2 separate regions of the Homo sapiens genome follow, and region 2 is linked to region 1. The links are chromatin loops, found by intact Hi-C in ENCODE. Cell type or tissue: gastrocnemius medialis. All regions are shown on one strand. Each heading gives the region's core, and the rest is flanking DNA. Links, peaks and the distances in the headings are about the cores only.

The links. A loop is a pair of places that touch in the nucleus more often than their neighbours do. Peaks named below come from ENCODE experiments on the same cell type or tissue, not always from the same donor. Only the 100,000 strongest peaks of a DNase experiment are listed, where the experiment ranks them.
Region 2: a loop joins it to region 1, with 3 times the contacts of the local background. A loop is called at or near these places in 8 of 110 quality-filtered maps.

What each region holds. Positions count from the first base shown.
Region 1 is chr1:168,884,624-168,900,056 of GRCh38, forward strand. It overlaps the pseudogene SUMO1P2. Among named protein-coding and RNA genes, the nearest start is that of LINC00626, 110 kb to the left of the region's middle. In gastrocnemius medialis, for the core only: no CTCF peak of the experiment used is centred there; a DNase peak (open chromatin) is centred at 8,848; H3K27ac peaks cover 3,125 bases.
Region 2 is chr1:169,083,695-169,099,127 of GRCh38, forward strand. LINC00970 (long intergenic non-protein coding RNA 970) reads right to left here and starts at 3,311. Exons shown (of 5, transcript NR_104091.1): 1 at 3,261-3,311. In gastrocnemius medialis, for the core only: no CTCF peak of the experiment used is centred there; a DNase peak (open chromatin) is centred at 7,947.

The DNA of each region.
Region 1 (15,433 bases), core at 4,928-12,927:
CAACAGTGTAAAAGTGTTCCTATTTCTCCACATCCTCTCCAGCACCTGTTGTTTCCTGACTTTTTAATGATCGCCATTCTAACTGGTGTGAGATGGTATCTCATTGTAGTTTTGATTTGCATGTCTCTGATGGCCAGTGCTGATGAGCATTTTTTCATGTGTATGTTGGCTGCATAAATGTCTTCTTTTGAGAAGTGTCTGTTCATATCCTTTGCCCACTTTTTGATGGGATTGTTTGCTTTCTTCTTGTAAATTTGTTTGAGTTCTTTGTAGATTCTGGATATTAGCCCTTTGTCAGATGAGTAGATGGCAAAACTTTTCTCCCATTCTGTAGGTTGCCTGTTCACTCTAATGGTAGTTTCTTTTGCTGTGCAGAAGCTCTTTAGTTTAATTAGATCCTATTTGTCAATTTTGGCTTTTGCTGCCATTGCTATTGATGTTTTAGACATGAAGTCCTTCCCATGCCTATGTCCTGAATGGTAATGCCTAGGTTTTCTTCTAGGGTTTTTATGGTTTTAGGTCTAACATTTAAGTTTTTAATCCATCTTGAATTAATTTTTGTATAAGGTGTAAGGAAGGGATCCAGTTTCAGTTTTCTATATATGGCTAGCCAGTTTTCCCAGCACCATTTATTAAATAGGGAATCCTTTCCCCATTTCTTGTTTTTGTCAGATTTGTCAAAGATCAGATAGTTGTAGATATGCGGCATGATTTCTGAGAGTTCTGTTCTGTTCCATTGGTCTATATCTCTGTTTTGGTACCAGTACCATGCTGCTTTGGTTACTGTAGCTTTGTAGTATAGTTTGAAGTTACGTAGCGTGATGCCTCCAGCTTTGTTCTTTTGGCTTAGGATTGACTGGGCAATGTGGGCTCTTCTTTGGTTCCATATGAACTTTAAAGTAGTTTTTTCAATTCTGTGAAGAAAGTCATTGGTAGCTTGATGGGGATGGCATTGAATCTATAAATTACCTTGGGCAGTATGGCTATTTTCACAATATTGATTCTTCCTACCCATGAGCATGGAATGTTCTTCCATTTGTTTGTATCCTCTTTTATTTCATTGAACAGTGGTTTGTAGTTCTCCTTGAAGAGGTCCTTCACATCCCTTGTAAGTTGGATTCCTAGGTATTTTATTCTCTTTGAAGCAATTGTGAATGGGAGTTCACTCATGATTTGGGTCTCTGTTTGTCTGTTATTGGTGTATAAGAATGCTTGTGATTTTTGTACATTGATTTTGTATCCTGAGACTTTGCTGAAGTTGCCTATCAGCTTAAGGAGATTTTGGGCTGAGACAATGGGGTTTTCTAGATATACAATCATGTCATCTGCAAACAGGGACAATTTGACTTCCTCTTTTCCTAACTGAATGCCCTTTATTTCCTTCTCCTGCCTGATTGCCCTGGCCAGAACTTCCAACACTATGTTGAATAGGAGTGGTGAGAGAGGGCATCCCTGCCTTGTGTGAAATTGAGGCAATAATTAATAGCTTACCAACCAAAAAAAGTCTAGGACCAGATGGATTCACAGCCGAATTCTACCAGAGGTACAAGGAGGAGCTAGTACCATTCCTTCTGAAACTATTCCAATCAATAGAAAAAGAGGGAATCCTCCCTAACTCATTTTATGAGGCCAGCATTATCCTTATACTAAAGCCTGGCAGAGACACAACAAAAAAAGAGAATTTTAGACCAATATCCCTGAAGAACATTGATGCAAAAATCCTCAATAAAATACTGGCAAACTGAATCCAGCAGCACATCAAAAAGCTTATCCACCATGATCAAGTGGGCTTCATTCCTGGGATGCAAGGCTAGTTCAACATACGCAAATCAATAAACGTAATCCAGCATATAAACAGAACCAATGACAAAAACCACATGATTATCTCCATAGATGCAGAAAAGGCCTTTGACAAAATTCAAGAAGGCTTCATGCTAAAAACTTTCAATAAATTAGGTATTGATGGGATGTATCTCAAAATAATTAGAGCTATTTATGACAAACCCACAGCCAATATCATACTGAATGGGCAAAAACTGGAAGCATTCCCTTTGAAAACTGGAAAGTTTTTTTAAAAGAAGCAAACTACCCAAGTCATTCAAAAACTAAAAGATAACCTGAATAGTTTTTTGTCTATATTTGAAGGAAATTGAACTTATAATTAAAAATTCTTCCCCACGCAATACCCCAGGCCCAGATGATTTCACAGTTGAATTCTTTCAAACATTTATTGAAGAAATAATGTCAATTCTTTCTTTTTTGTTTGTCCAAGATGGTGGATTAGAGGCATTGCCAGCATACCTCTCCCACTTGGAAGGACAAAGTCGTGTGTAGAGATTCACACTGTGAACTTTTTTCAGGAAGTGATGCAGAAACTGAACAGGGTAACCAAAGGAATCTGTAGACCCTTTGAAGAAAGCAACAGGCTGCAGCCTACACAGTGAGTCAGGTAAAGGGCTATGAGTCCCTAGGGTGAGAGGAGAGACTGCCCCTGGGACACACAGCCCCTCCAGGGACCCTGGAAGTCTAGGTCCCAGGGGAAGGCCTTAACCCTACCCAGTACAGGAACCAACCTGGGGAGGCACATGGAATATAAAAGTAGGAGCAGCACAGGAAGACCCTTGCATGCACTCCCAGTTTCCAGTGCAGACGGAGGGAAAGCATTTTTCACTGTTCCTCACAGAGGACCCTGCAGAGCACAGCCAAATAGTTCAGGCAGGGGTCTCAGGTTGAAATAAGCCCCCAACTGGGTTTCACGATATAATCTTGGGTAAGGATGAACTCCCTTAGCCAGGGCTGGGGCAGGGGAGTGAAAATTGTGCTCCAGCTGCTAGTCCAGGAACCACAAGTGCAGAAGCTGGGTGCCCAGCTTCGCAGTGGATAGGGAGGGGCATGGACTGAAAGCCACAGTTGCCATCTCCAGAGGGAAAGCATATGCTTTGGAGCAGTTGTGAGTTCTGAATGCAGGCCACCTGGAACTGAGCCCACCGCTGCCAGTGGAACACTGCACGAGTGGTTATGCCTCGCCAAGTGTGTGGGATCTGTGTGGGGCTTACCATCACCTGCTACTCCCCTCTCCCTGTGCTAACTCTTCTGTGCAGCAGAGGCAGCAATACTACCCTCTGGAATATCAACCCAGTGGCCTGAGAACTGCTCCTGTCTTCTGATACCCACAAGGGCTGCTGCTTACCCTGCATGAGACTCACAGTACAAACCTACCTGACTCAGCCCCCACCTGGCTTTGCCCCACAACCTGCCCTGGTAACTTAATACAAAAGATAGAATCTTTTGGGAGCTATATGGCTTCTTTCATTGCCTGAGAAACCAGAGTATCCTCCACTTCCCAGGCAAAATAAGGCAAGCAAAAATCCCACTGCTACCACTGCAGCTGATGCTCTTTTGCAAGCACCACCTCCTAGCTGGAGACCAACCAATGCAGTCCATTACAGCATCTCCTGAGAGAATAACACTGCACCCAGGAAGGAGAAAACAGCTGCATGATCTGAGCTATCACCACTGCCTGCACCACTCTGGCTAACCAGGAGGTCCTGAGTCTGTCTATATGACTACTTCATTACTACTTTAACTGGCATTCGAGAAAGCCAATACACTAAGGCTAACAATAACCAAGGAATCTCACAGAGTATACATCATTCCCCTGCCACTCCCATTAGAGCTGGTGCTGCTACCCACTGCTGGGAGACTTGAGGTCATATCACTTGATCCCTTGCAGACATTTTCCAGCTCCTGCCTGGAGTGTGGCAACCTTACTGGGTGGCTAGACCCAGAGGAGCAACAACACTCACAATAGTCTGTCTCCCAGGTACTCCCACTCTTAGGGGAAGAGGGAGTGTACCACAGCAAGGGAATACCCTGTGAGACAAAGTAATCTGTATGGCAGGCCTTGAGCAGCAGATCTTTCCACTGGTGGGAAGTTTCTTTCAGCAGAGGCAGAGTTGCAGTGCTGGGCTCAGCAGGGAGCATCTTCAGTTCTAACCCAACAGTCAGACAGCCCTGGTGTGTGTAAAGGGTATTGGAGAAGGGGACATCTTTCCCCCCTTGTTCACTATTGCACGCACAGTTGGGGCTTCTTCTATGGGAACTTGGCATGGGTGCAACTATAGACAGCCTTTCTCAAACACGTTGAAGTGACTGTATTCCTGCAGAAGGAACACCCTCCAGGTTCAGGCTTACAAGAGAGACAGAGTCACATTTCCTCTTTACTTGGAATATCAACACTCCTACAGATGAAAAGAGGCACCTGTGTGATCTGAATAGCTACAGCACTGAGACAGGGGTGTGTCTAAGAGTTAGATAACTCTCTTGCTAACCTGTCAGGGGACCTGAGGTGGCTCCAACCCTTCCCCCTGTTAAGACCTCAGTGTGACTCACTGAGAGCTCCTCCAGCCCCCTCTGTCAAGGCTTGGACATCTGTCTACCATTGGGTATTGCATTTGCCCACCTGCTTTAGCCACAACTGGTTGCTAACCAGAGACATCTCCCCTACTGGCCTGAAGCCTAAACCATCAAACCAGTAAATAAAATACTGGGGAAAAATAAATAAATAAATAAAAAGGTGCACACCACATGGTTATATGATAAGCTTCGAGAGACCTCTACCATTCCAACCCCAAAGGAGACAGTGAACTTGCTCACATACTGAGCACATTGCTACTACAACCAGCATATGAGAAAGCCACTATACAAAGACTCTGTATTATCAAGGAACTCTTACAGAGTCTTCACCCCTGAAAGCATCAAGAACCAAATATAATTAACTATAAGCATTAAAGTCACATCCTTAAGGGGAAAAAAGAAATTAACAAACAAATGAAGAAACACAGTTACATAAAACATAAATTCAAGAATAATGAGAAGAAATAGGCTACCCAAATGAGAAGAAACTCTGGTAATATGACAAAACAGGATTCTATAACACCTCTAAAGATAACACTAGCTCTTCAGCAATAGATCCAAACCAAGATGAAATCTTTGAAATACCAGATAAGGAATTCAGACAGTCAATTATTAAGCTACTCAAGGGGATTTCAGGGAAAGGTGAAAACCATCATAAAGAAATTTAGAAAGCATTTCAGGATATGAATGAAAAATTTTCTAGAAAGACAGATATTTTAAAGAAAAACCAATCAGAACTTCTGGAAATGAAAGACATACTTAGGGAATTACACAATGCTGTGGAAAGTTTTAACAATAGACTACAACAAGTAGAAGAAAGAATTTCAGAGCTCAAAGACAAGGCTTTTGAATTAACCTAATCAGACAAAAATAAAGAAAAGATAATCAAAAGAAATGAACGAAGTCTTCAAGAAATATGGGATTATGTAGAATGGTCAAACCTAAGAATAATTGTTGTTCCTAAGGAAGAGGAGAACACAGTAAGTCTGGGAAACATATTTCAGGGAATAATTGAAGAAAAATTCCCTGGTCTGGCTAGAGATCTAAATATCCAAATCCAAGAGGATCAAAGAACTCCTGGGAAATTCATTGCAAAAAGATCTTCACCAAGGCCTGTAGTCATCAGGCTATCTAAAGTCAACATGATAAAAAGAATTCTAAGTGCACTAAAACAAAAGTATCAGGTAACCCACAAAGGAAAACCTTTCAGACTAATAGCGGACTTCTCGGCAGAAACCTTACAGGCCAGAGAAGATTGGGGTTCTAACTTCAACCCCTTTAAACAGAACAACTGTTAGCTAAGAACTTTGTATCCAGCAAATCTGTTTCATAAATGAAGGTGAAATAAATCATTTTCAGACAAACAAATGCTGAGGGAATTTGCCACCACCAGACCAGCCCTACAATAAATGCTAGAAGGAGTTCTAAACCTTGAAATAAAAGCCAAATATGCACCAAAATAGAACCTCTTGAAAGCTTAAAACTCACAAGGGCTATAAACAATAACACAATGAAAAAAATCAAACTTAGGTAACAACATGATAAAGAGAACAGTAACTCACATCTCAATATTTCCATTGAATGTAAATGGCCTAAATGCTACACTTAAAAGATACAGAATGGCAGAAAGGATTTTTAAAAATCACAAACCAAATATTTGCTGTCTTCAACAGGCTCACCTAACATGTAAGAATTCATATAAACTCAAGGTAAAAGGGTGTAAAAAGATATTCCATGCAAATGGAAAGCAAAAGTGAGCAGGAATAGCTATTCTTATATTAGGAAAACAAAAAACAGACTTCAAAGGGTTAATGGTAAACTATATAATGATAAAAGGATCAATCCAACAGAAGATATTACATTCCTAAATTTATATATTCCTAACACTGTAGATCCCAGATTCATAAAACAATTACGACTAGACCTCAGAAATGAGATAGACAGCAACACAATAGTAGTGGGAGACTTCAATACACCACTGACAGTACTAGACAGATCTTTGAAAAAGAAAGTCAAGAAAGAAACTATGGACTTAAAAGGCATGCTAGAACAAATGGACTTAACAGATATTTACAGAACATTCTACCCAAGAACTGCAGAATATACATTCTACTGATAAGCACATGGAACATTCTCCAAGATAAACCATATGACAGGCCACAAAACACGTCTCAATAAATTTTTAAAAATTGAAATCATATCAAGTATCTTCTCAGACCACAGCAGAATAAAACTAGAAATCAAATCTAAAAGGAATCCTCAAAATTATAATGTGGAATAACTGGAACTGTCTCATACATTACAACAGGTACATCTATTATACATCTATTATACTTTGAAAATAATTTTGGCAGTTTCTTATAAAGTTAACCCTTACCAAATAATCTAATAATTCCATTCCTACATATTTACCCAAGAGAAATGAAAATGAGCACACAAAGACTTGTACACTAATGGTCATAGAAGCTTTATTTATCATAGTAAGCAAATTGAAACAACCCAAATGCCCAACAACTAGTGAATGGAAAACCAAATTGTAGTATATCTATACAATGGAATACTATTCAGCAACACAAAGGAACAAACTATTGATACATCCAACAACATGGACGAATCTCAAAACCATTATGCTAGACACTAGCATAGAAACCTACACACTATAAGAATCTGTTTACATGAAATGTTAGAAAAAGCAAAACTATAGCACCAGAAAGCAGATAGTGGTTATTAGGGGTCAGGGAGTCAGAGGAAGGGAATACAAAAAAGCATAGAAATTTTGGGGTTGATCAAAATATTCTTTATTTTAATTGTGGTGGTGGTTACACAGGTATAAACAGTTGTCAAAAGTCATCAAATTAGACATTTAAATTAGTGAATTTTGTTGTATGTAAATTATCTCCCGATAAAGCTTCTAAAAATAACATAATTTGATTACAGATAATTTTGCTGTATTTCTACTTTATAGTTTTTCTATGGTTTTAAAAACTAAAAAATTTTTACAATTTATTTTCTACTTTCTAACTTAATCTCAAATAATAAACATTCCCCATATTACTAAAATCTCTGTAATCATTTAATTCCTGCATAATATTCCAATTATACATATGCCACCCTTAATTAATCATTCCTTACTGGTAGGAATTTAGATTGTTTTCTATTTTCCTCTAAACTAATACTCTGATAATACTTTGTATACATATTCTTGTATATTTTGGGGGCTTTTTTCTTATGTTTTCTTTTGTGTGTGTGTATGTGTGTGTGTGTGTGTGTGTGTGTGTGAGACGGAGTCTTGCACTGTCGCCTAGGCTGGAGTGCAGTGGCATGATCTCGGCTCACTGCAAGCTCTACCTCCCAGGTTCATGCCATTCTCCTGCCTCAGCCTCCCAAGTAGCTGGGACTACAGGTGCCCGCTACCACGCCCAGCTAATTTTTTGTGTTTTTAGTAGAGACGGGGTTTCACCGTGTTAGCCAGGATGGTCTCGATCTCCTGACCTTGTGATCCACCCACCTCGGCCTCCCAAAGTGCTGGGAATACAGGCGTGAACCACCGCACCCGGCCTTTCTTTTATTTTCAAAGATAAAATTATTAGGAAAAAGTATAAGAACATTTTAAGAATATTTAAACATACCGTTAATTTTTTTCCAGGAAGATTGTACTGATTCAGCTCTCACTAGTAGTACATCGAAACAGCAATTTTACTGCACTCCTGCCACAACTGAATATTATCATTGTTTTAAATATTTGTTTAAACTCTCTTCTGAAACTTTACACTTCAGCTCAGCATTGGCTTGTAACTCTTCTCTGTATTTCTGTGCATAGGTAGTCCATATTATTCACCCTCCTTTGTGCAGGGTCCATTTCATCCATCCAAATATCCCAAGGATCTGGGATATTTGCAGATTCCCTGGGTCATGTAAGGGTCTACTCTGACATCATCTCATGTTATTCTACAGCTTGAGTCTGTCTCCATGTGTTACTTCTGTCTGGCCAGTGATCTCTCAGTGTGTTTTTGATTCCTCAGTGTTTATATCATCTCTAGTGATTAAAATTTTAACATAGCACAACACAGCATAGACACGGCACCTCTTTTCCTATGATGCAGCTCAGCAACATAGCATGATTCATCTTCCATGTAGAACAGCTGTGATTTGTGCTTCGTTGATGTCTGCCTCCCTACTTTTCCTCATAGCTCTCCTCTCATCTCCCCCATTTAGCATCTTTCACCGTTACAAGCAATGATCAGATAAACAGAGAGATGAAGGTAGTACAAAAGAAATCTCAGCCCTATCCTCCCTGTGGCTATGTTGGATCAATTTTCAGCCCATCTTCCCTAGTCCCTTCTCTGCTGGACTTAATGTTCCCTTCCTCCTGCCAGCTTAATCCTATCCAGGTCCTGAGTCAGTACTGACTACAGCTGCCTTAGTTCCAGCAGGCTCCAACTGGTTCTGGAGTTGGTCTGGGATATGATCATCTTTTATTTCTGACTCAATGTAAGACTCAGCTTGGGTATGTACTCCTCTGTATTAGAGCTCCCAGGATGGCTTGATGCCATTCTCGTGTGCTGCAGTGGCACCGTCTGCTTGCCTCTGTTATTATATACTTCCCGCTTGATTCCAACTGCCTGGTGACAAGGCAGCCTTCCCCACTGGAGATGAGAGCTCCAGGAGGTCAGGGGCTAGCTCATCATCCATGTATCCCTGGCAATTTACACAGTCCCTGGAGCCTGGCCCAAGCCTCCCTGTTTCTACTCTTGTTTTCCTACAACATACTCCTCACACAGCAGCCATGATGATCATTTAGAAACATAAATCATCCTTTCCCTGTAATTTACCAGTTTTCAGAGCAAGGGGTTGGTGCCCTACTTTTCTGAAATGGTATTTGTTGTGTTTTTGTTTTGGCTGGTGGTTTTGTGGTTCTCTAGCAGTTTTTATTTTTTGTCTGTGTTATTATGAACTAATAGGCTTAAAATATATTCAATATGAGATAGTCAATTTCAGTCACTATTGTTTTTGATGTAAAGATTGTCCCATCTTGCACCGGCAGAAGTTCTTTCAAACTAGTTCCTGGGAGATCTTTTTGACACAGCCCTGTTATCTTTGAGAGATTCTTTATTGCCACCGCAAGGTTTATCATCAGGTTCATCTTACTTATTTCACCCTGGACTTGGACTCAGCCCTTCTCCATGAATCTCTGGTCCCTTTTAGTGTTAATGTTACTTAGAAACCATAATCTGAACACGTATGGATATTTCTTGCCACTGGTTTGTCATTATTTCTAAGAATTTGAGTGGACAAAATTAGGGAATACTCATTTTGGTTGTCCTGTTTTACTACATTTCAAAATAAAAAAAATCCCTAGTTGATGAGGAACATCTTTTTCCTTAGAGAAGAATTATAGTTATTAAATGTAGAAGAATTAGTGAAATTAGAAAATCCCCATTTAACAACACTAATGAAATAATTGATTCAGGCAATAAACATTAACAGATGCTAAAACCATTAAGAGAAGAGATGATAGGGACTTTTACAACGGAAGAATCAGGCTGTCTCATCTGAAGCCATTGATCAATGTAAGCGGTTTCAAAATGAGACAACCAGACATTATGTGCTACATGATGTAATGCAATAAAAAATACACAACATCACTTACAAACTTTTCTTGCCAAAAAATGTTAAACTTGAGTTGAATCCAGACTTACGTCTAACTTTTAGTTTGCAGACCAGTTGGAGAGCAAATAGACAAATCCAGAATTTGAACCAATTTGTAGGACAGCTAACTCAGTTTCTTCCAGAAGTCAAGGACCAGAAAAAAAAGGAGTGTGTGTGGGCGGGGGGAATCTGTTCTAAATTAAAAGAGACTTAAAAGACATCCCAAATGCCATGATTAGATCTCAACTGGATCCTGATTCAAATAAATCAATTGTAAATGGCAATGGAGGTTTTCACTGAGCAAGGTGACCATGGATGATTTCTTTCTTCTTTATATTTCCCTGGACAACTTTCTTTTCTTTCTTTTTTTTTTTTTTTTTTCTGAGACAGAGTCTTGCTCTGTCACCCAGGGTGGAGTGCAGTGGCGCGATCTCGGCTCATTGCAAGCTCTGCCTCTCAGGTTCACGCCATTCTCCTGCCTCAGCCTCCTGAGTAGCTGGGACTACAGGCACCCACCACCACGTCCGGCTAATTTTTTGCATTTTTATTAGAGATGGGGTTTCACCGTGTTAGCCAGGATGGTCTCGATCTCCTGACCTCGTGATCCACCCGCCTCAGCCTCCCAAAGTGCTGGGATTACAGGTGTGAGCCACCGTGCCTGGCCACTTCTCTGGACAACTTTCTATTAGCCCCTTGCTGCAATAGACATAGCTCACATCATAATCATATATTAAATTTGGAAAATAAAAATAGGAATAATCTCTTCCAGGCTTCTCTCACATTCACACCAACAATGGTTATTATTTTATGCTATCAATGTCAAATCACTCTAAATGGCTTATCCCTGCTGTTTTAAGTGGCATTGCTCTCACTGCTAGAGAGGCAGAGCATCCTCTCATATGCTCATTGGCCATTTATACTTCTCCTTTTGTAAATTACTTTTTTTGATGGTCTTGTCTATATTACAAACTTATCTTTCTATCATTGCTGTATAGTTTCATAGAAACTTGGGTAGTGTGGTGTGATCATTAACAGGAAAAGGTGAAGAAACTACTGAGGCTTGGCAGTTCCAGGGATTTCAGTGTCCTGGGTCCCTGAAAACCCAGCCTCTGTAATTCTCAGGGCAAGCATGCTTGCACAACCCCAGGGAGTGTCATTCACCAAAATACAGTGTGCTACTCTGTTCTGAAAGTCTACATGGAGAACCGGTGGGAGAATCTCAGTTTTCCTTGGGTGCAGACCTCTATATGAGATAAAATGTAAAATAAGTCTGGCAAGTGGGAAAACTTTAAAATACGGATTACATTTTAACACAGAAAAAAATAAAGAACATGTAACAAACCATCAGAGAGATTTATTTATGAAAAATTTAGCTCCTCCTATTCAAACAACATTTAGTTTCAGAAAGGTAGTAAGAGCCCAAGGAAACTTTAACCAGATATCACTCAGCTTCAGCAAAGCATGGGAGGACACTTTCCTGCTCGTAGTCTTATTGTTAGGGTGTCTCCTCTATGTTCTTGCATTTTTTCTCTTTATTTTCTGTTCCCATGATCACTTTCTGACTTTGTCTCCAGGATTCTGTTATTAAAACTATCCAGTATAAAAGAGATTCCCTTTTCCTCATCTTTTTCTCTTGAATGTTTCTGAGTTAGTCTGCCAGAAGTCAAGTTCTAAGAAAGCAGGACAATTTCAGGGAATTATCATATATTTATGTGATGCTGTGGCAGGGGGCAGATACACAATATAGAGGGGTCAATGGATTAAGAAAAATAAAAGGTCAGCAGCCATATGCTTGAAAGAAATTAGCTCAGGAAAACTAATTTGCTTGAGTTGGGAGAAGCAAGGGAGATTCAGAGAGAACCACAAAGAGGAAACATTGAGCATCTATTCTGTACCATCCCTTATTGACATTGCATTTCATTCTCATAATTCTAGGAGATAGACATGCTATCTGTATTTCACAAAAGAGAAAACGGAAATTCAGAAAGGCCAAGTGAGTTGCCAAATGTTACACAGCTTGTAGGTGTTGTTAGCACAATTCAACACCAACTCTGTTTAGCCTTGAATGCCATACATACTCTTTCTAAAATCACCCTGCTTCCAAAAACGGATAGAAAAAGAAAATGGACCATGAAGAAATCATGGATTCTAGGATATCAATTTTTGTAAAGTAATAAAAGTGGCATTTGTTCAAAGTTAAACAAGAGTTCTGTAGAATCATATTAGGCTGGTGCACCAACTTTACCTATGACCACTTTTCCTTAAGAACCACAGGTAGCAGGATTGTTCAGACTATGCAACTGGCAAACTGAGAAAAGATTTAAGTCAAACTTACTCAGGTATCCAGAAATGGGATTATTTTAATTCTATGGGAAAGTTCATTTCAAGAATGGTCATGGTCTGAGGAAAAGAGGAAAAATAGAAAGTAGAACATGTATTTATGGTTTATACCTCCTGAGGATATTGTGGTAGAAAACAATTTAAATGCCTGTAAACTTTGGCAGGTGATACTGACTTTATCTGAAATCTCCTCTATCACCTTTTTCATCTCCTTGAAGAACTCCTATGGATCCTTAAAAGCTAAGCTCAGACGTTACCTGCTCAATGCTTCAGAGTTAATCAGCCTGTTCCTTATCATCATTTCTGTATTTCTCTCTTATTTTGAGGCTCCTGTTGGCTCATGTACTACAGCTCTAGCATTCTTCACTGTTGACATAGATGGATTCTACTGACCTCCTACTGCAAGTGATGGTGATGACTAGTGATGTCATCACTATCATGGATAGCTCATAATCTCTTCTCTAGAAGTGTTACATCACCCTGTGTCTCTCATGCCCAGAAGGAAAGCCCATTCAGTCTCCAATCTGTGCAACACCTCTCTCTAACCACAGCCCCTGATCCTTTCAGCTTTCTTACTTTTAATCCCATTCTTTCACGTGAATGAGCTGTCCAAGTCATTTGCTTAGACGCTGTCAATTGCTTAGACCCTGTGTCTTATCTCTCTCACTACTCTTTTGTCAATATTCTTAACTATCATCCAGTTTTTGAGTTCATTGCACCTGCCCAGAAAAGTCATAACCTTGGATCAATCAAGCTACTCACCTTCTCACTGCCATACTTGAATTGCTGAGTGCCAGGAAAAAAAGGTAACATACCCATGCAGATTATTGACAGTATGAAGTCATTCTTTTAAACTTTAGCTTGACCATGTAGCTATGCAGCAGTCCTTCTCTGAGACTCAAGTCAGCCCAATCCTATTACTCTACAGTAGCTCTTACAGATCCTTACCATTTTTTAGAAGCCACCTACCTACCACCCTCTCCATTATTCTTGGATGCCACAGCTCTCACCTACCGCATAGAGGCTTCTTGACTGCACCCTGCCCCTTCCCTCATGCCTTTAGAAACACTGCATAGCAGTGACCCCTGGGTGAAGCCCCTGTCACCTATGTAAGATCAGGAGGCAAAACCTTCAACTGATGACTTGGAGGATAAGAAGGAATGAGAATATGTTAAACTCAAAGTCATTGGACAGGATAGCAGCGAGATTCACTTCAAAGTGAAAATGACAACACATCTCAAGAAACTCAAAGAATCATACTGTCAAAGGCAGGGAGTTCCAATGAATTCACTCAGATTTGTCTTTGAAGATCAGAGAATTGCTGCTACTCATACTATAAAAGAACTGGGAATGGAGTAAGAAGATGTGATTGAAGTTTATCATGAGCAAATGAGGTCATTCAGTAGTTTAGGTATTCTTTTATTTGTTTTTCTTTTCCCTCAATCATTTTTTTATTTTTAAAATAGTTCTTTTGTAATGTGGTGCTCAAAATGGAATTGAAAACTGGCACTCCATCTCTTTAAAACATCTGGTAATTTGAATTCTAGTGCTCATTATTCATTATCATTTGCTTTCATTGTGCTGATTTTTGGTGATCAAGCCTCAGTTCCCTTCGTATTGCCCTCTCCTTTTTAAAAATTACATGTGTGCACAGAGAGACCACCTTTTTTAGGACTATGCATTTTCAGGCTTGTAGCAATAAGTAAGATCGACCAAGGCAAGTGTTTGTAAAGACTTCCCAATTGGCCCTAAAGTTCTAGCATGTGATTGCTTCACTCCTGGACTGTGACTTTCACTGGGAGATGTAAGCTTTTCAGAGAACTGAACTGTGGAAAAATGACCTTTCCTTAACTTGAAGATAGCTTTAAAATTAGAGTCTAGACCAAAAGAAGAGGAATAGCATATTGGAGTCAAGATGACAGATAAGGTGAGAGTAATGACTAACTCCAAAGATGGCTTCACTGAAAAGAATGCATTTTAAGATCTAAAAAATAAAAATCTTGTCAGAAGATTCCATCATCCTGAATCATAAATCAGACAATGTGACTCTCTTCCTGTCCTCAAGATCCTTCAACATAGCCATTGGAGGAGTATGATTATTTTTTAGTTATTGAAGGATTGTAAGGTAAAATAAAAGATGAATGGATGAAAATGGCTAGAATTTTAACATTGAATAATAAAATCCAAACTCGTTTGACAGTATACAAAGACATTTTTGAGCTCTTTGTCAACTTTCCCAATTATATCTCTCCACTTAGTCTTCATATTCTATGCCCCAGCCAGACTGAAATATTTGCAATTCCAAGAAAGTTCCACATGCCATCTTTGCCCCGTGCTGCTGCTCAGGTGAGTCTCTGTGTCTCCTGCTTAGTTTTTAGTTTTATTTATTAATAACCTTCCAAAAAAAAAAAGTCAATTAGTTTTCCCAAAGCTACGTGATCCCTCAAGAACCATGTGCATTTTTATATTACTTATCATATGGCATAATATTCTTCTACTCATTTGTCTGTCTCACCAAGTAAATGTTCCTTGTGAAAATACATCAGGCTTTACATCTTATATCTCTTTCATCTTTGAATCCATCACCAGCACCTAGCATAGTACCTGGTTAAAAGAGACTATCCAAAGAGTTGAAAAAAGAAAGAACAGGTAGATTATTCAAAATATTTGTATTTCTGTTTCAGTTATTTATTGTTGTTATAAGCCATCCTAAAATTTAGTGGCTCAAAAGAGCAATTTATTATTATCTCTTAAAGTTCTGTTAGGTTAACTGGGTTGAGCTGAGTCGTTCTTGCTCAGAGTCTCCCAAGTAGGTGCTAACAGATGGTGGCTGGGGTTGGAACCATTTGAAGGCCCAAATGAGTTTTATGGTCAAGATAGCTATACCATATGGCCAGTTATTGATTGGAAGTTCTGCTGAGACTGTCTCCTGAAGCTTCTATATGTGGTCTTTGGATGTGACTTGAATTTCTCACAGTATGACTGAAGTGTTTCAAGAGCATCCCAAGAGGAATGTTCCATGTGGCCC
Region 2 (15,433 bases), core at 4,395-12,394, 200 kb after region 1:
TTCTGTTAAACAGAAACAACTTCACACAACAGAGGAAACTCTGTGACCATAATGGAGCAAGACAAAAACAAGAACACTCCTCTGATCTTACATAAACAGACAAAAATGTGAACATTATTCAAATCTCAGAAATGCCTAAACATTCCCCTAGTCTGATAATATGAGTGACTGCTACTTCTTTGGCAATCATAGCTTTAGCCTAATTCTAGTCTTCACTCCTTATAGTCTTCACTCCTCATACTCAATTATTCCTACTTTCTGATAGCATCCAATCCAGAGCAGAGCCTGCTTCTTTAAACCCTTCTCAAAATAACCTAACACAAGCCCAATCCTTTACTAAGTCCTTCTGGCCCCTTTTTACTGAGATACCCCATGGTTGTCCACGGTGTGCATTCTGCCTCGTTGCAATGAGTAATAGGGCCAAGATGCTCAATGATAGGTGTGCTCCTGGTTATCTTTAACTGGAGGGTCAAGTGACAATAATGTCTGTCCTTTGCCAAGAAAGATGCTGAATTCTGGGCTTATGACTCCAAACAAATCATCTTTGCCCTGCCCTCAGGAAGCTCACAGTCTAATGGAGGAGACCTTGGAGCAGCAAGCAGAATGACCTCAAGAGTCATGACGAGTGAGACAAAACCCAACAGAGTATCACGTGTAATAGCCCTAAGACGTGTATGATCCTAAGAATATAAGAGAATAGGAAACCCCATCAAGGTCAAATGTATTTATTATTAACAAGAAGATAATGTATATAAATCTTACGATTCCATCAAGTTTAAGTTAGCGTTACTTGTAAATATACTGACAAATCTTAAGGGACAAGGAAATACAAAATCCAGTGAAGTGATCAATAAGAATGGGAACTACAGGCTTCCTCTGAGTAAACAAAGAATCAGATGGAATGACAAAGGCTGTGGGAGACCAGCCTCTTTAGTGTGAAAACCTATGACTCTATAAGCATTAAATAAGGCTAAGTCCCATCATGGTCACCAGGAAGACCATCTTCTGGGCAAAACTAACTTCATTTACCTGTGATGGCAAATGCCTTCCCTTAGGTAGGTTATGTGTTTCCTAACACCAGGAAGATTGAGAATTAAGTATGGAAAGATTTGAGAGACCCAAACCATAGTATTGATAATTTTGTATTAAAGAATAAAATTGTGTATAGTTGCTATTTTGTGTATTTGCAATTTTTAATAGAATCAGACCTATTAGAATGATAGCCTTGTAAGGCCCATTTAAAATACAATTGAGTAATTGATGTGAAATTTTATGGTTTTGAGTTCTTAAGTTTACTGGAACATACAAGAGAACCTTAGGATCCTATATTTATACATTTAAGAGCTTAAATGTATATGAGTATTAAAGTCCTCCAAAAAGTTTAGTTTGTTAATACAGACAAATGCATATAGGAAAAGAAAGAGATGGCGATTATAACTAATAATCATAGCTTAAACTATTTGAAAGTAATTAACTTTATTCATAGGCCCTTTAGAAGTGATTGCTAAACTCTGCTAGACTAAAAAATAAAATAGTAACAAACCTGTACATGTACCCCTGAACTTAAAAGTTGGGAAAAATATAAAATAAAATAATTACACATATAAGTTGAACCCAAATAAACTATGTTTTTAATCCTAACTTTAATAATCAGAATATTAATTTTTAATTCAGAAGTAAACCTTTAAATGCTGTTTCCAACAAACCTCCAAAAGCCAGTTTCAGTGACATCCAGAAACTCCTATCAAAATAAGCAATTGCCATAGTGTGTGATAAGTGCTGTAATGAGGGAAAGATAAAATACTATATAGGAAGAAGTGGGAGAGATGGAATTTCAGAGTGTCTAAGAGGGACCTTAAGGAGGAGGACTGGGAAGGCCAAGAAAAAGGTGTGAAGATTAAGGGAGGGAGGGAACAGCCAAAAGGAGTTCATTCCTTTACAAATTCTGAGTATGCACCAGGCACAAAACCAGGGGTTGGGGCTCCTTCCTGCTTGGAGCTCAAGGCCAGGAGGTAAGAGGGAGCTTGGCATCTTGAAGGAAGAGAAAGAACTTCAGTCTGAGTGCAGCCCACCCTGAGAGGGTCAGAGGAAGAGCCCACTCACTCCCCCTGGGTGGGTGAGCCTCCAGGCGCTGGTGGATGTAGGTCAACTACTAAGATGGTGCAGAAACCAGAAGGCCCTCCAACAACTGCTCCTCCTCCTTCAGGAAGTTCTTTGCTTAATTTATTTTTGCTTTGGGGGTCAGAAGCCTATTTGTAAAGCATTTAAACTTTGCTGGGACTCAGCTACTCAAACTATCAGCCCTTCAGTCCAGCATCCCTGAAGCCTAAACAGGCAAGAAGCTCATCTTTGGCTTCAGCCTGAGGTCATGGGCTGCAGGAACCGGTGGGATCTGTTTATCAAGACCACTGAAGACCTGCGGGAGGAAGGATCTTATCTCAGTGTTGCCATGGGGACTGCTGGCTGGATTGACTGAATGCTCTGCAGAAAATGACTCTTTTTTAGAAGAGAAAATAGTTGCTATTTTCCAAAGGCTAAATGTGGAGTGAGGTGGCAGTGAGGGGGAAAACAGAAGGCCTGTGAGGGTAAGAAGTGGGGACCAAGGCCAACTCTGGCTAAAGAAGAATGGGGACAGGCTGCTCCAGGACTCAAGAGCTTGAGATTCATGCTAACCCACTCCAAGAGTTCAGGCCTCCACCAGAGGACATGGCTCTATTCATACAAGAATTTTATACAGAAAATAGTAGATCTGAGATTTACAAAACTCATTTTCAATTTCATAGGCTACAGCCTTCAGATAACTCCAAGTCACATCACATGTCTAATAGTTGTCTCAGAAAGAAGTACCCAAAAGGCATTTCCTCCAAAGGTCCTTCAGAAACTGTGAAATGGGCTCTATTTGAAGAAAACCATTTCCATCAATGTGCGCAGAGCCTCAGTATGAGTGTGCAGCACAGCTGAGCCTGTCATCCCTCGGAACACAGTCTGGGATTGCCTGGTGGCTGTCTGGCTATAAGGACTTTGGACATTATCCCCAACTCCCCATGGAAGAATTTTCCCTGTGTTTCCCACCAACAATACTGAGCCAAACTGCTTTTGATGTCCCCGGAGTTATCTGATCACCTAGATGACACTGAACAGAGCAAGATGACTAGGAGACAGCAGCTCAGCCCTGACATCTGCTCAAGGCCAGCAGCAAAAGTTCCAGGAGTTATATGAGCCACTAGGTCCATCCAATCTACCATCTGTCACTGGCTTACCTTGCCACCTTGGGTCACTGACTTCCCCACTCTGTGCCATCTGTGAAATGTGCATAATAGCACACCAAGTCCTTCTGTACCTCCTCCTTCTTCTCCTGTTCTCTCTCCCTCCCTGCTTCCCTCTCTCCCTTCCTCCTCCCTCCCTCTCTCCCTTTCTTTCTCTCTCTCTACCTCTCTTCCTATCCCCCTCTCTCTCCTTCTCTCTTTTTCCTATAGAAGAGAGATGATGTGTTTGTAAAGTGCTTTGAGCTCCTTGGAGATAGAGAGTCTATAAATATAAGCTGTTATCACTGTTACCATGGAAACACACACAGACAACTGTGCTCTGTTTCTGCATTTGCTGAGCATAATTCTGGCCTTCTTGCCCTGCTGGCTGTTAAACAATCAATGGTTTTACAAAGCTCAACAGCCAGGTAATAGGTGGAGCCTCAAGGCTGAACTTATTTGCTATTCAACTCTTCTTCATGTGAATTTTCAAAAACTGTGTTTCTGTTTGCTAAGGTAGAGGATCGTATAAGATTGGCCAGAGCCAGCTGTTAAACCAGGGATGCAAATAATGACAGGCATAGGTATGCCACCCAACCCAGGACCCTGATCTGTAACAAGGGAGAATTCCAATGAGCTGCAAAAATAATATTCTACCCATTTCCTAAATTTACTCCAACTCCTAACTCCTCAACTTTACAACCAGAGCTGGCAAAATGTTGGAATAAAGAGAGTTATGAGTTTGCACCCTTCTGCCAATTTGTGACCATCTGAAAAGCAGGGGCTATATCTTTTTCATTATTGTCTCCACAGGGCCTAGCACAGTGCCTGCACATAGCAGATGCTGCGCAGAGGCCTGTGGAAAAAAAAAATGAATAAGCGAGTTATAAATGGCTGTTGTTTTCTATTACACAGGTAAAAGTGTTGTTGAGTGAGGTATGCCGTCAAATGTTGGCTTGGGCCTCGGGATCTCAGAGGACATCAGTTTTGGCATGGCCAATCTGCTTCCTTCACCCTACCATCATAGTGAGAACAACGATATCACTTCACTTCTAGTTTAATGGGTGGTCCTGGGAAAGTTGCTCTGTATCTGAAAGCCCCATATAGAATGACGTAACCTAGTTGTTAACCAGACAACTGAAAGATCCAGTGCAAAAAGTGAAAGTGTGAAAACCATAGGAAAAGTCCTTTTTCCTCTCAGGCAATGCTGTGATCTCAGGGGTAAGTTTTCCAGGCCTCAGTTAGGAATGCAGTGAAATGGGAATGGGCTTTGGACTCAGACACATCAGAACTCAGTGTGTGAGCTCTGCCACTTACTGACCTTCCTGAGCCTCCCTTCTCCCATTTGTAAAATCAGAATAATAGCACTCTCTCACAGGTTTGAGGTGGCAGTTAAACAAAATTAGTATATAAACCCATAGCTCAGTGGCTGGCACCAGTCAATGATTTATGCATGATCATTCCATTCCATTAGTTTGCCAGTATGTATGAATATCCATTTATTTTGAATACTTCACTTACTAGTTTATTCTAAAGGCCTGGCAGATGTTTCAGGTCCCACTAAGATGAGTGTATGTGATGTCTCTGCCTTTGGAAAGCCGGATTGGAGGATGTGAAAGGGAGAGAGAAAATGCTCAAACACAGACAGGGAGTCGGGACCTGCTACATAATTTGCAGAGTCCAGTGCAAAATGAAAATGCAGGGCACTTGCCAGAAAATTTATTAAGAATTTCAAAAAGGTGACAACTGAGCATTAATCCAAGCAGGGGGTTCCACTAAGCTAAGGACGCCGTGTAACTGCATAGATTGCACACCGATGAAGTCAGCCCTAAAGCCAGGGCAGAGGTAAACTGGTTTCCAGGCTTGGTACAGACGATATACTGATGAAGTAAGTACAGTGAGTGATGCAGTTTCATGGTGTTACCCAAATGCTGTTTTTGTCATCAGGTAGCTCTAATATGATCACAGAGGACAGAGGTATTTTTTCTACAAAATACTTGAATACATGGAATTCATATTCTAAGCTAAACCTAACTGATAGTAAAGGTCATTTCAGGAGGAAAACACTTACAAAAACAAGCAAACTCCTATAGGAGTGGTTATGATTGCATAAAACACATAATAATTGTGTTCAGAGATTCAAATTGTTCCTGTATCATTGTTCATAGACGATATGGGGGAGAGGTCAAATTACAAAGCGTACAAAGCATTTATCTACTTACACAATTGCTATTTATTAAACCCCCTACTGTATACAAGGTATGGTGCCAGGTCATGTGAGGGAAACAGAAAAAGATATCATCAGCCATAATATGATCTCTCACGTTCCTTTCAGGTCTAACAATTTAGGATTCCTTGATGAAGACATAAGGCCTACCTTTAAGAAACGTAAGTTTAGTGCTGTAGCAGAAACTGAAATGGGCCGGGCACAATGGCTCATGCCTGTAATGCCAGCACTTTGGAAGGCCAAGGTGGGCGGATCTCTTGAGGCCAGGAGTTTGAGACCAGCCTGGCCAACATGGCAAAACACCGTCTCTACAAAAAATACAAAAATCGGCATGGTGTGGTGGCAGACACCTGTAATCCCAGCTACTTGGGAGGCTGTGGCACAAGAATTGCTTGAACCCAGGAGGAGGAGGTTGCAGTGAGCTGAAATAGCACCACTGCGCTCCAAAACAAAAAAATTAAAATGAAATTGCTCTGTATGGGGTGTTTATAACTGATTGCATAAATAAGCATACAAATAATTATTATTTATATTATTTTATAATAATATATTAATATAAATATATATTTATATTATTTTTATTATTTTATATAAATAATTTATATAAAAATCCTACAAATCAAAAGGAAATCTAGGCAAAACACCATATAAAAATCTAGATTTCTACTAAGCTCTTCAAACACTGAGAACATTGTTTTTCGTTTTTTTTTTTGTTTTTTTTTTAATCTGATAGTAAAACTAAGTCACAGAATAGACAATGGGTTCTTCTGGAGTCAAACAATAAAGCTGTGGCAAAACAAAGTCCCCTGTTGATAAATTACTGAATGTATTCACAGTGGTTCTCCATCCCCCTCTCCATCCTTGGTTCACTAATAAAGAATGTGCTTTAAATAAGCTATATGCCTCCCCTTTTTTCCAAGGTATAACAATTAATGGCATTAGTAAAAGACTCTACATAAATGTGTTGATGCCAATTTTGGAGCACGGGCTTTAGAAGTCAGACAACCTCGATTAGATTTTGAGTGTACCACTTATTAGGTATTAGTAACTTGGGCAAATTGCATAGTCTTCCATTTTCCCATAAATTGCAATATTAATTCCTCTCCAGTTTTGTTTCATTTTGTTTTGAGGATTAAAAGCATCTAGCTGTGGCTGGCACACAGCGACCATTCACCTGGTAATGTGCTCACTCCCTCCCCCCACCTTCTTACCTTCCTTCTATAAGACCTACTGTAAACAGAATGTCATGGGGCTGTAATGTATTTCACTGAAAATTGTGGAGTACCAAGATACAGCCCATGGAAGAGCAAACTAACCAGAGACAGAGTCAAGAAACCCAGGATGAGTAAGATCAAGACTGAGCTGATTAAGGATAAACGTTGACTTTATTTTCAACTTTGAATGTGCTAAATGCCATCATTGTGGGTTTCTCCTGGTTCCCCTTAGTTTATTATAATCCCTCACTGAATGTACCGTGAGCAATCCTGGCATTTGATCTGATCCAGGCATTTGAACAGCAGAATCAAAACGGTCAACTTAAAAAGAGGAAGGGAGATAAACAAGGCTGGAGAAAGAAGAGACCTAAGAGTTCTACCTGTTTTTGTTTTTGTTTTTCCAGGAAATAGAATTGGCAATTGTAAATGACAGATTGAACCTAAAGGAAGAAGAGAGATGTTATTTCTCTCACAGTCTATTATACTGGAATGCAGACAGAGAGCTGCTGCTGCAACATGGCCAAAGGACCCTGCCTGGGTGCTATTTGCAGGACACCAAAAGCCCCTAATAAACTAAACGGACCTAAAATTCCCCATTACTAGTTTCACATTAAATAAGGCACTGATCCCCAAGGAGTCCCTAGTGCCTGTGCACACAACAGAACACGGAATTTTGAGGGAATGAGCACAGGACATGGGAGTTCTGATGGCAGGGATCTCACTGGCTGAAAATGCAGAAAGAGGTTGAAAGCTGCCAAAGACAAGTTAACGCACTGCATGGCTTTGTCTGGCCTGGGCTTGGGGCTCTCATGGAGGTTACAGAGTGTTCAAGACAGCTCAGAACTGCCGTGTGGGGGAAATTCTCAGCCAGCCTCATCTTATGACCATCCTTGTAGTCAGGACTGCACAATCCTTCTCATTCTGTGCTTGTTCTGAGCCTACCACCCATCAAAATTCTGTTTATTTCAACCTTTACTAAGATAGGAGGGATTTGAGGTACACCGTTCTAATCCCCAGCATTTCGTTACGAAGAACAGGTTCCCATTCAGGCTAATTCTAGAAAAGAGGGTTTTAATGTCGGGATACAGAAATCTCACAGGAATCCAAGGACAGGGCTGCTTGGTACAGAGGGCCCCGTGAGAAGAGGAACTGAGAAGATGTTCAGAACTCTGGCAGAAGCTGCTAGTGGTCTTCCAGTGTTCATTCTTCTTTTCTTCTTAGTAATAGAACCCTGTGTGCTTTATGCGGGCACATGGCTGCCGGTTGCACACTACAGTCCCCAGCCTGCCTTGCAGCAAGGTATGACTATGTGAGTAATGAGGTATAAATGGAAGTGAGATGTACAAATTTGGCATCGTCTTCTTAAAGACAAAGCCACTTGTCCTGGATTTTCTCCTTGCAGTAAGACAGAATGCAGATGCAATGTTGACTCAGGCTCAGTCAAGCAAAGGAGGACACCACCACTGGGGATGCAAGAGTAACAAGACAGGAGAGCAGGCTCTCTGAATACCCACACAGCAGAGTCACCATTCCAGCCTGGATTATTCACCACCAGGCTGTTACAAAAGAAAGAAATAACTGCTATTTTCTTTGATTCCCTGTATTTTTAGGTCTCTATTACAGCAGCTTGGCTTACATCTTGCCTGACACAAGAATTGAGGGCTAGCTTATAGATGGAGCTTCCCTTGAGTCAGTGCTCACTCCAGTCCACTTTGCTATAGCTGGGTGGAAGGGGCACCGTAGTAAAAACAGCAGTTTAGGTAATGCTTCTGGCACATGTCTATAGATCATATCATGAGGCCAGTTCAATGAAGAAGCATTTGAACTCAGAATCTGTCAGGTTCCTGAAAATCCTCTACCAGGAGTATGTTAGCTCTGGAAGCATCATATTCTAAAATCCTCAGTGATTATGTTTTCTCAGTGCAAGTCATCAATTCTCTGGCATCCAGTGCTCATATCATGTCTAATTACAGCACTGGGGAGTTTTATATATACCTGTAGTTCTGGTTCTCAAACACTGGTGCACATCAGAATCAACCGACCTCCACCCCTAGAATTTTTCACTCAGTAGTTCTAGAATGGGGCCAGAGAATTTACATTTCTGCTAAGTTCCCAGGTCATGCTGATGCTGCTGGTCTGGGGACCACACTGTAAGACCCACTTAGACACTGCATGTACTACTGCCCCATGTGATGTAGGGAACGCACACAGCTGCCACTGGCATAGATACAACATCTTAAAGCCAGATGCTAATAGGAACACCAGACATTCTACTATTTTAGAATATTCAAAATACAAGGATGCATCTCCAGTCTGTGACTTGGTAACTAAACAAAAATGTAATTTATTTAACAAATATTGTAAGTACTTATTCTGTGTCAGGCACTGGAAGCTAGCCATGATGAAACAGACAAAAATATCACTCACTATTCAGCTTAAATTCAAAAGAGAAAAGCTATCATGTATTGATTTCTATTAGGTCTTAAGGCCTTAATTCTCTCAAGTTCCCACAATGAAAATAAAATATAGATGGCGTTATTTCCGTTTCCAAGATGAGAACGTGGAGCCTCATATAGTTAGGTAACTTTCACAGCTTCAGATGGCTGTGTCTTGGAAACCCATGCACTTTCCACAGCACCACAATTAAATATATCTGGCTAAGTCTACAAAGGGGCTCTTAGATAAAATCCTCTATATTTTGTCATCAAAAAATTTCTTTTTTTACTACCATAACCCAGAAACATCCCTGAAAAGTTGAGGACCTTGAAGTGTAAGGTCTCAAGTGCTGTGATGGGAGGATCACAGATTTCAAGAAGGGAACAGTTTATACCTCTTGCCAACAACCCACTTTCTAAACCATCTGGCCAGGTAAGTTACTGCTAGGTTGCAATAAACTTTTGGGGTTCAGAAGAGGTTTACTTTGAATATCAACCTTACATTAAACTAGCAAGTCCCCTGGTTAAAACTGGAGATTCCTCCTTCAATGATTTATTCAACATATATTTCTTGAAACTTTTATGTTCCAGGCACTGTGCTGGAAACTGGATAATTCACAAGTAAAATAATACTTCGTCTCTTTTTTTAAGGAGTTCACAGTTTGAATATAGCCCTTCTTCTTAGTTGTTCTCTGGGTACTGTGCTTGAGTCCTTCTTAGGGATATTTTCTTATGTTTTGAATACTTCATGGTTTGAATTTTTAATCTTTATTCATAACCCTAATTCATACATCAGCTCATTCTGTTTTCTTTTTAGTGGAGCTATTAATATATAAGAGTTGGATATTTGGCAAGATAGCATAATGAATTGTTTTTAAAAGAGAAATGACAGTGATTATTCAAAACCTTGTTAAAATACTAAAAAGAGGAGGTAAAAGCCAGGGCAATGGGAGAAAGGACAAAATCCTTGGAACGTAAAGAATCTATGATCCTTAAAGAAAGATAGGAAGCTGCCCTCAAGATGAGGCAGAGAAGGAAAGAATTATAGAAGAGGAAGAAGAGGCCTTTGGTGTTGAGTTTAAAAAGCAACCGGGTGGGCAGAAAGAAAGAAAGACCAAAATGTTCAGTGTAACTCTTGTTTTAAAGGACTTTCACACCATTTGTTGTTAAATTGTATGTTTAGACCTCACTCATTGTGGTTGGTCATGTGGATTTTTAACTTCAGAACAATTATACTCCAATTATTTTAATTTTAAAGAAAACAAGGATTAAAGTGCATGAGCTCACTTTAATAGGTGACCATATGTGTGATTAAATTTGGAGGCTGGAAATCAGACTTAAGGTTCTGTGGAGGACTTAGGTTTTGCTTCAGAAGCCCCTCAACAAGGATTTCCTGTCGCTACTCTACCTAAGAGAGGAGGTTGGTTGGGGGGAGGGCAGACAGTGAGCTACCGGGTGACAATCAAGTCTTGCTTTATTTCTTTGAAATTGTCTGTGCACAGGTGCTACCGTGAACACACATTGTTTCATTCCACATAATCTGGACTCCCTAAGCTCAATTAACAGCTGTCTCCAAATTTTCCTTGGCATTTTCAGATCTCAAAGAGAAAGTTGTTTTATAAGTTTCTTCTCTCTAAATGTAAGTAGACTGAGGTAGCTCTTAAATACAACAGTCTTATCCTGAAGGCTCATTCCTGTGTGCAGCATGGGCCTCTTAATAATACCTATACTGTACTGTCTTCCCAACTGCAATGGGCTTCTCAAATACTGTGGTGTGTGCAAATTACCTGGGAAGCTTATTCACATGAGGATCCCAGGTACCTCCTCAGATACCTTAATTCAATAGGGTTCGGATAAAGTCCAGGAATCTGCATGTTAATGGAGCTAAGCAGGTAAATCTGATATAGACAGTTCACGTCAATATATTGATAAACCCTATAGTTGCATTAGGGTTGGAGACAAATGTGCAGGTGCAGCGACTTCATAGATTCACCTAAATTCACTGAGTGCATACTATGTACCCATCACTGTGCTAGACACAGGGGATGTCAAGGTGGCAAAAGCTAGTGCTCATAAAATTAAAGTCTCAGCAAATAATCACATGAATGAAAAATTATTATCTGTGACAAATGGCACAAGGAAGAGTTATACAATGATAGGAAAACCTGTGGCTAAGGCATTTTTTTTCTTAGAAGTCAAGGAAGTCTCCCCTAAAGACTCCAGAGTGTTATCTTGCCAAGAGGGGAAAGATAAACATTCCAGACACAGAGGAAATAGCATGTGCAAAGGTCTTGTGGCCATGGGGAGTTTACAGAGTCGGAGAAGCAACCTAGTGTCCTCAATAATATGTAGTCCAGTGCTGGTCAACTCTTATACAAGCTTCCAAGTGTCGCTGTGATATTCCATCCTTCTGGAAGGCTAGTGAAATTGAAGGACTAGTGATCTGCTGAAAGTAGCTATTAGTTTACACCTAAATGGGAACTGCACTAAGCCCTACTGTCAGTTAACATGCTGAAACTGGCACCCAGCTGGCATGCTGGGGCTGAGTAACCACACCCTTCCCGGCTGCAACTTGTACTAAGAATGGACAATAGCTGTCTAAATCCCACAAGCCCCCAAAGAGGCTGACAGATATTGCAGCCATGATTGCAACAGGAAGTAGAGAAGGGTGGTGGGTGGGCAGAATATTAACAGAACCAGCCCTTGCCAACTGGGCAACGTCACAGACTGTGCCATGGCAAGGCATGCATCTGTTTCTGTGCACTCTTTTTAAGATTTTTCTCCAGCTCTATGCCCCTGTCATTTCCACAGCCATGTCTCCCGACCCCAGTGGCCTGAACTCTTCTAATGGTTTGCTCTTCGAATGGCTTGTCTTTCTTACCACAAAAGAAAGCGATTTGATCTTCTCATTGGAGAATAAAATATGAGACAATGGGCCCCCTCCTAGGATTCGTCTTGGAAAAAGGCTTTGACAATACTAACACAAAAGAGCACATCCATATGTGCCAAGTTTCTCTGCATCACTGTGGCATAAGCAGTGACAGAACCTCTAATTTTTAACAGGGGACAAGTACCCTGAGCAAAGACTGTATTTCCGAGCATCCCATATGGCTAAGTGTTGTCCTGAGGCCAAGTTCTGACCAATGATGTAGGAGCAGACGTGCAGGACATCTAGGATGGATGTTGCCTTGAAGGGTGGTTGGCACTTCTGTTTTTCCCCTCCTCCACCCTGGATGTGATGACTGGTGTCCATGAATGCAAGGACCATGTAGAAGGGATGTAAAAAGATGAGCTGGAAGGGGCCTGGCTCCCTGAGGACTTACTGGAATAAAGCCATCATCCCAGTCCTGGACTACCTACCTCTGGTCTTGTAAGTCACAGGGAAATAGAATCCCATGATGTTGAAGCTGCTGTTATTTTGGGTTTCTGTTACAGCCAAACCTAACCCTAACTGATAAAGCTATCATGGGGATTTTTTTTTTCTCTTTTTCTTTTTTGACGGAGGATCACAGTGAAGTTTTTCCTTGGAGTCCCTCAAATGTAGGCAATGATATTCTCCGCCTTCATGTGTGGCTGTGTGGTTTAACCCAAGCAGAATCGTGAGATGGAAAATGAACATGGAATGGAAGAAAGAGGTCTCAGTCAGAGACCAGCCCTGCCCCAAGCTCACCAGCTATTTTTCCACTCTAAGTTTTCACTTTGTCATATGAAAAATCGCCTCTAAGTTCTCATACAAATCTGATAGTTTCTACGACTTGGCATGCTCAGTTTCACCCAACCCCTGCACCAATCTGCCAATGAAGGGAAATTATTATTAGGATGAAGTGTTTGCATCTCACCAACAGGTTACATTTTAAAAATCCATATGGTACCTGTTTGGAACTTGCAACAGATTTTTCTATAGGTCGATAACATACATGAAGGTTAGCTTTGCAAGCACACTCCCAAAAGATATTTAATTAATGCACAGTTAAACTATAGTGCTGGGAGGTTCACAGAACCAAAAAAAAATAAATTGTAAAAGGTTGACATTGGGGAGTAAAGTGCTCAATTTCAAATTGGAGGAAGGGGTAGAAGCATCTTTTCTTCCACCCATGGCAGAGAAGGAAGCTGCGTTTGGTGCTGAGAACAATACCTGTATTCTGTGTCCTGGAGGCGAGAATAATCATTTCCAAGTAACTGCACTTTTTTCCCATAAGGGGTAGGAAGAGTAGGCCTGTGTGAGGACTGAGGGGAAGGGCATGGCAGGCAGAGGGGAAGCCCTGTGTTTTGGAGGTGAGAACAACATTGTTCTCACCTCCAAGTAACAACACTTCCATTTCACATCTAGATGTGCATGAAAGCTAAGAAAATGGGAGTCTTGATATGTTTCAAATATCCTATGAGACCACTGCCTGGTTTCCTTGAGTCTAATTCTAACTTCATTTGAAATATTGTCCTGTAGGTGAAAGGCCATTTTCTGAACATGTCCAAGTTTCCTTAAGCAAACATTATGCAGAAGCCATGGGAGAAGCAAAAGGAGGAAGATTGCTGTCTTTTAGGACAATGGTGTTTTACAGTTACACTTGACTTTTCCATTGGCCATCGTGGCATAGAGCTGAGCGTCACCCACTTCAACCCAGGAGGGCAGCAGTGGAGAAACAGTGAGGAGGGAACCTGATTTCCTATGCTAGAGGAACTTGCATCTCTCCTTCCTACCCCTTATGAATGGGGGAGTGATAGGCATGAAGTCACAGTTCCCTGATGAACTTGGATCTGCTTCACTCCAGTTCTTCTTTTAGAAAGGACTGTCTATGGATAAATAAAATGTGGCACATATACACCATGGAATACTATGCAGCCATAAAAAAGAATAAGTTCATGTCCTTTGCAGGGACATGAATGAAGCTGGAAACATTCATTTTCAGCAAACTAACACAGGAACAGAAAACCAAACACTGCATGTTCTCACTCATAAATGGGAGTTGAACAATAAGAACATATGGGCACAGGGAGGGGAACATCACACACTGGGGCCTGGCCAGGGGTGGGGGGCTAGGGGAGGGATAGCATTAGGAAAAATACCTAATGAAGATGACGGGTTGGTGGGTGCAACAAACCACCATGGCACATGTATACCTGTGTAACAAACCTGCATGTTCTGCGCATGTATCCCAGAACTTGAGTATAATTAAAAAAAAAAAAAAAGGTCAGTTTAGGGAGTGTATACTCAGGGCAGCTTGAATCTATGCTCCCAGGTAAACATTTAAAAAAGAAAAGAAAGGAAGGAAGAGAAAATAAAAGGGCAGTCTTGACCCTGCACTTATAAGTCTTATCTTTTCCCTGTTAAAAAAAAAATAAACTAGGCCTGGTGCAGTTGTTCACGCCTATAATCCCGCCACTTTGGGAGGCTGAGGTGGGAGCATCAGTTGAGCCCAGGAATTTGAGACCAACCTGGGGAAAACAGTGAGACCTCATCTCCACAAAAAATAAAAAAAATTGGCTGGGTGTGGTGGCATGTTCCTGTGGTCCCAGCTACTCTAGAGGCTGAGCTGGGAGGATCACTTGAGCCCAGGAGGTTGAGGCTGCAGTGATCCATGATCACACTACTATACTCCAGCCTGGGAAATAGAGACCCTGTCTCAAAAACAACAAAACAACAGCAAAAACAAACCCCCTTTGTCCCAATCAAAGGAGTTCTCTCATTCTACCCTAATGAAATGTATCCTGTTTCTGTGCATTTGCACATGCTTCCCCTCTGCCCACGCCTTTCCTCTCACTTCCTCACACAGGCTAATTCTTCCTTGTCCAAATGTCCCCATCTTTCAGAAGTCATATCAACTCTCAGGAGGAATAAGTCCTGTGTGCTCTCCTAGCATCCTAAGCAAATTTCAGGCTGTCCCCACATGACAGAATAAACTGCTTGACTGTCTTGACTCTCCAGTGACAAGCACACTGTGAGGTCCATCAATATGCAGTGAATTAGCAAACAAATGTTCCTTCCTGCCTGGTATTATCTCAGGCACCATCAATATTTCTGTACAGGATTTACCTCTTGCACAAAGGGTATCTCTTCTCTAAATTCCCATTGTATCTCGTTTGTGATATTCATTGTGAAACACAATCATTTAGCACCTTGCATTGTTGTTCACTCATTTCTGTGTATTTTGCTCCCAAACCAGAATGTTTGCTGCTAAAATGTCCAGACTACATCTCAGATGTCATGTTCTTTGTTACCCCCGCAGTTTCTAATATAATACTATACACACAGTAGGCCATCGATGAATGATTGATGGATGAGTGCATGAATCCAAAAAAATGCTTCTTTAAATA